Regions from separate parts of the Homo sapiens genome. Here region 2 is linked to region 1. The links are chromatin loops, found by intact Hi-C in ENCODE. Cell type or tissue: B cell. All regions are shown on one strand. Each heading gives the region's core, and the rest is flanking DNA. Links, peaks and the distances in the headings are about the cores only.

Region 1 (2,926 bases), core at 129-2,628:
AATATATACATACATTCATCAGTTGCAAATACCATTTGGATATTTGGACCATAGCTCCTAGTATAGTAGCCACTAGCTAAATACATGCACAAAATTAGACTACTAAAAAATTCTTACTTTTCTAATTGTCAATTACCTGTATATACATATGAGAATGTTCATTCATTTAAACATATACTGAGTGTTTACTAAGTGCCAAGCATATTGCTTGGTAATGGAATTACTTTAAACAAAACAGACCTTGCCCTGCACGCCCATGGCCAAGAGGTGGATACGAAAACAAATAATTACAGTACAAAATAATACATTGTATAAAAAGAGATTAATAAGGAAGTAAGTAGCAACACTGTAAGAGGATAAGAGAAGACAGTGGCAAGAAACACAGGGCTAAAAAGGCAACTTCTGGCTTTAGCCTATAGTTATTGGGCCAGGAAGGATGAAGTCAGACATCTTTAAAAGGCAGACCAAAGGACATAAGAACAAATATGTTCTTAAGTTAGTAGACTAAAACTTGCCAAGAAGTCTTCTGGCCAAAGTTCTTTTCTATGAAATAGTGAATGGTATCCTTAAGTCCCACAGCACTTTAGAGACACACTAATTCTCTGAAGCAACTAAGTACACTTCGAAAATTACCAGTACTTCCCAAACTTAAGAATATACCTCCAAAATACTTATTTAACGCTGGTAGTTTATTTACCAGGTGGTCAGCTCCAAAAATTGCTAGATAATTATTTTTCCTCCCATTTGGGCAACTGCAGAGATTACTATCCAGAGTTCAATTTGATAAGGACTGCCAACATACAGCAACATGTAAACTCTAGAGTTCAACCAAAGTATATGCATCATGATCACTGAACCCATAAATATGAACCAATAAAATAAACTTAGTCTATTAACCTTATTGCTGCCTTTTCTATCACTCTCCAAGCTGACAACATATTCAATCTCCTAGGGCACTTTAAAAGACACTGATATGGCCAGAAATCACAAAAACTGCACATCAAGTCTATGACTTTGACTAGCAATTCCTGTTCCTACCTATAGGACCTGCAATGAGACTCTAGTCTGTCTTGTAATAGACTGATTATTATTTTTTAAGTGGCAGTGGTGTTTAACATTAATAAGCAAAATACTTTTGCAGAAAGTTTCATGTATTTTCATATTCCAAAAACCATAAAATGTTGTTTACATTTATAGAATGATTCAGAGGTACACAAACCACTTAAAGTCTACATCATTAATACTCATAACAGACTTGGTGACGTAGGTAAAAGGCAAATAAAATTTAGTTCTGTTTAATAGAAAAAGGTTAGACAACTTATCCTAAGTCACAGAGTGAATTAGAGATAGATACGGAACTAGAAATTAAATGCCGATTCACACAACAATGTCTATTAAAGTAAGACAGACAAATTGTCCAGAGTTTACAAATCCCACCATGCTTTTTAAAACACACACCAAGAGAAAGTTTTACACTAAGCCAAACAAGCAGCAGTGAATAATACATATTTATACATTTTATATAATATAAATAAAACATTCCCCATTAAATACAACATGTTTTGATAGAAATGCAGGTTACTGAAAAATGCTTGCCTGATCTTTTTTTAAACTTGCAGAAATTTCTTTAGTGATGCACTTATTTCCTGAATTTAGCAGAACCTTACTTTAAAGGGGTTCACATTCTTACAATGAGCAGTTATTTCTGACAGAAAGAAACCATGACATCTCTAAATTGTGCATAATCCCTACAGTCTCTATGACTAGGATATCCAGGATATTTTGAAACTGAGGAAAGATGAAGTCCCCAAACAAGAACTGAGTCTAGTCTATTCATGCAGCTGTAGGGAAAGAGACAAACTTCTCGACTGAGATATTGGTTTCCCTCCCTTTTACTGCATTGCCAACAAAAATGGTGGTACTAGTCTATTCCAGCCAGTTAAGGAGTCATTTCTTCCTGTCTCCCTCCTGTCCTTCCTCTAATAAAAGTAATAGACATGTTCGCCACCTACAAAGGGAATGGAAGGTAACAGATAAGCTCTAATAGCCCATGACATTCCTAACTTGTCCATAGGGAATAATCAACTGTAAACTAGATTGGTTTAGAAATACCTCCTGTTGGCCGGGCGCAGTGGCTCACGCCTGTAATCCCAGCACTTTGGAGGCCGAGGCAGGTGGATCACGAGGTCAGGGGTTTGAGACCAGCCTGACCAACGTGGTGAAACTCCATCTCTACTAAAAATACAAAAATTAGCTGGGCGTAGTGGCGGGCACCTGTAATCCCAGCTACTCAGGAGGCTGAGGCAGGAGAATTGCTTGAACCCGGGAGGCAGAAGTTGCAGTGAGCCAAGATCACGCCACTGCACTCCAGCCTGGGCAACAGAGCAAGACTCCGTCTTAAAAAAAAAAAAAAAAAAAAAAACCTGTTAGGCCAGGTGTGGTGGCTCATGCCTGTAATCCCAGCACTTTGGGAGGCGGATCACCTGAGGTCAGGAGTTCAAGACCAGCCTGACCAACACGGTGAAACCCCATCTCTACCAAAAATACAAAAATTAGCCAGGCATGGTGGCACACGCCTGTAATCCCAGCTACTTGGGAGGCTGAGGCAGGAGAATCGCTTGAACCCCGAAGACGGAGGTTGCAGTGAGCCAAGATCGTGCCACTGCACTCCAGCCTGGGCGACAGAGACCCTGTCTCAAAAAAAAAAAAAAAAAAGAAATATCTCCCGTTACATGCATATGTTTCACTAGGGACAAGATGTAACATTTTAAAAATCCCCCGGGAATTGGAAGCTTTCATAAATTTAATTTACTGTAAACTAAGCTAAATAAGAAAATGTAATAGAAAATCATGTGCACACAGGCTGGGCGCAGTGGCTCATGCCTGTAATCCCAGCACTTTGGAAGGCCAAGCAGGTGGATCACAA
Region 2 (2,926 bases), core at 333-2,832, 44 kb after region 1:
TTTTCTCCTGTAAAGATTTCATTTTTTTTTAAATAATTAATATATATTTTGGGAGAGATCTTTTGAGGCCATGGAAATAATACTGTGTTTCTTTTTAAATATTTGCTCATTAATTTTAGCATTCATCAGTGGATCTTGCCTACAACAATTATTACTCTAGTCTTCTAATCATGATTTTCCATTTTCCTCTTTCTTTTTACATTTATTATCTATAATTCCTCTGAAAAGAAGAGCTGTCCTTTCTCCCCCACTTACTTAATCTGTCCTTTCTATGTCATATGGATTCATGGATATTCACTTTATTCTTCAGGTTATAAGCCAATACCATTGAGCTTTTTGTTTTTTAAGAGATGGAGTCTCACTATGTTGCTGGTCTTCAGCTCTGGGGCTCAAGCTGTCTTCTCACCTCAGTCTCCTGAGTAGCTGGAACTATAGGCTTATACCTCTGTGCCTGGCTATTGGGTTGTTTTTGAGTGTGTGTGTGTGGTTGTTAACAACACCGTAATTTGTTGTCAAATTGTTCTTTTTTATTAGAATAAAGCTAGAATAAATAAATTGTTCTAGCTGTGGCCATTGGGAGTTTTTTTAGCTTGGCTCCTGTGTCCATTAGACATTCCCTCATCTTCCTTTGTTCAAAGCAATTGCTTTCTTTATGGTGTCACAAGCTGTTCCAGGCTTGTATTTTCCGTGATTCAACCAAGGAATCAACCACTTCTCCAAGGTTTCTTTTATTGAAGAATGGTGTTCAGAAACTATGGCCTGAATGCTGGGTGTGCTCATTGCCTGGGGGTATCACTGCTTCTAGGCACTCTCAGTGGACAGAGCAAGGAAATATATTTATGTCTGCTAAGCCATGCATACACATCTGTTTTTATTTCTTTATGTATTTGAATGTTTATTAAAAAACAAGTAAGTTCATATTGATACCCCTGGCTCCATTTTAGCACCATGGGTCTCATTCTAGCATTTTCCCTTGGCTTATTTGTGACTTCTTACTACAACAGTGAGAAACTTGGCTCTCATTACCTATAGTATATTTCTTTATTTGTTCCATCCTAGACTACTAGTAGTTTCAGAATTGCCAACCTATACCCCTGGGAGAAACAATTTTACTGACAAAAGTACAGTGTTTGTGTGTAATTCTTTTTGTCTTTAGAATCTAATCACACTGTTTTCCAAAACTGCCTAGATCAGCTCCTTTCTTCCCTCCCCCTTGAGTGTGGTTATATCATATATTTGTAATGCAGTTAGATAGATTTGTCACAGTCTGCATTCCTCAGGTTCCTTCAGCATCGTGGTTGAATTTTTTAAAAATTTACATACCATAAAATTTACTTTTTTTTTTGTTTTTTTCAAGACATAGTCTTGCTCTGTCACCCAGGCTGGAGTACAGTGGTGGAGTCTTGGCTCACTGCAACCTCTGCCTCCTGGGTTCAAGCAATTCTCATGTTTTAGTCTCCCAAATAGCTGGGATTACAGGTGTGTGCCACCACGCCCAGCTAATTTTTGTATTATTGTTATTATTTTTATTATTGTTGTTGTTGTTGTTTGAGATGGAGTCTCTCTCTGTCACCTGGGCTTTGAAGTACAGTGGCACAGTCTCGGCTCACTGCAACCTCCGCCTCCCGGTTCAAGTGATTCTCCTGCCTCAGCCTCCAGGGTAGCTGGGATTACGGGCGCTTGCCACCATGCCCGGCTAATTTTCGTATTTTTAGTAGAGATGGGGTTTCACCACATTGGCCAGGCTGGTCTCGAAGTCCTGACCTCGTGATCTGCCTGCCTCGGCCTCCCAAAGTGCTGATATTACAGGTGTGAGCTACTGTGCCAGGCCCAAAATTTCCTCTTTGTGGTGTATAATTCTGTGAGTTTGAAAATGCCTGGAGTCATGTTTCTACCAGCACAGTATCATATAGAGCAATTCTGTCATCCTCAAAATTTTCTTATGCTGCCTCATTATAGTGTTACAGTTTAACCAAATTTCCTACCTTCAACTTCTGGCATTTGGTTGTCTCTTGGATATTCATAATTTTTGGAAAAGGAGGAAAGTCTTATGAGTAGCCTCTTTATAGGTAAATAAGGTAAATGTGGTATTAGGATAAAAGAAACAGAAGGTTTGGTATTGAGATCTTATCTTCATAATGGGTAGTTCTTTATGTTGCCATCCATTTAGTTATTATTGGTGCCAGTGTCTTGGCGGATATCTTGGCTATACAGTTTGACAGACTAAATTAGTACTATTTAGTACAGACTAGTACTTTTAGTACAGACTAATAGTACAACTAATTCCTGCAGTGTTCTGATGTATCAGCATTATTTTAGAATGTAAAAAAATTACATTCATTAATATCTTGGGTCATTTTCCTGGAGTGTTGGTTATTCTTTGATCGAGTTTATTTTTCTCCATTATTTTCAGAGTAAAGCTGCTGCTAAAGCTGGATCTTCTAAATACCAGTGGGGCATTATGAAATCCCTTGGCCTGTCTGATGAAGAGATAGTAAAATTTTCTGAAGCAGAACATTGGCTTGATTATTTCCCGCCACTGGCTATTCAGGATTTAAAAAGAATGGGTTTGAAGGTATGTCTATAAAGGAAATATGAGGAAAGCATTTACAAGTATGTGCTTTTTTATTGTGCTTTGCTTTATTGTGCTTTCCAGACATGGATTTTTTTTACAATTGAAGATTTGTGGCAACCCTGCGTTGAGCAAGTCTAGTGGCACCATTTTTCCAACAGCATTTGCTTACTTCATGTCACATTTTGGCAATTATTTTAATATTTCAAACTTTATTATTATCTGTTATGGTGATCTATATTCAGTGATCTTTGATGTTATTATTCTAATTGTTTTGGGTTGCCACACACTGTACCCATATAAGGTGGCAAACTTAATTGGTAAATGTTTGTGTTCTGACTGCTCCACTGACTG

Evidence for each region. A loop is a pair of places that touch in the nucleus more often than their neighbours do. Peaks named below come from ENCODE experiments on the same cell type or tissue, not always from the same donor. Only the 100,000 strongest peaks of a DNase experiment are listed, where the experiment ranks them.
Region 2: it touches region 1 in a loop (1.9-fold over the local background); 8 of 110 quality-filtered maps call a loop at or near these places.

The regions. Positions count from the first base shown.
Region 1 is chr5:146,207,448-146,210,373 of GRCh38, reverse strand. The region is part of intron 1 of RBM27-POU4F3 (RBM27-POU4F3 readthrough); the gene reads right to left. The region is part of intron 1 of RBM27 (RNA binding motif protein 27); the gene reads right to left. Among named protein-coding and RNA genes, the nearest start is that of RBM27-POU4F3, 5.3 kb to the right of the region's middle. In B cell, for the core only: a CTCF peak has its summit at 1,101; no DNase peak of the experiment used is centred there; H3K27ac peaks cover 672 bases.
Region 2 is chr5:146,163,959-146,166,884 of GRCh38, reverse strand. It overlaps LARS1 (leucyl-tRNA synthetase 1), which reads left to right. Exons shown (of 32, transcript NM_020117.11): 6 at 2,414-2,575. Among named protein-coding and RNA genes, the nearest start is that of LARS1, 17 kb to the left of the region's middle. In B cell, for the core only: no CTCF peak of the experiment used is centred there; no DNase peak of the experiment used is centred there.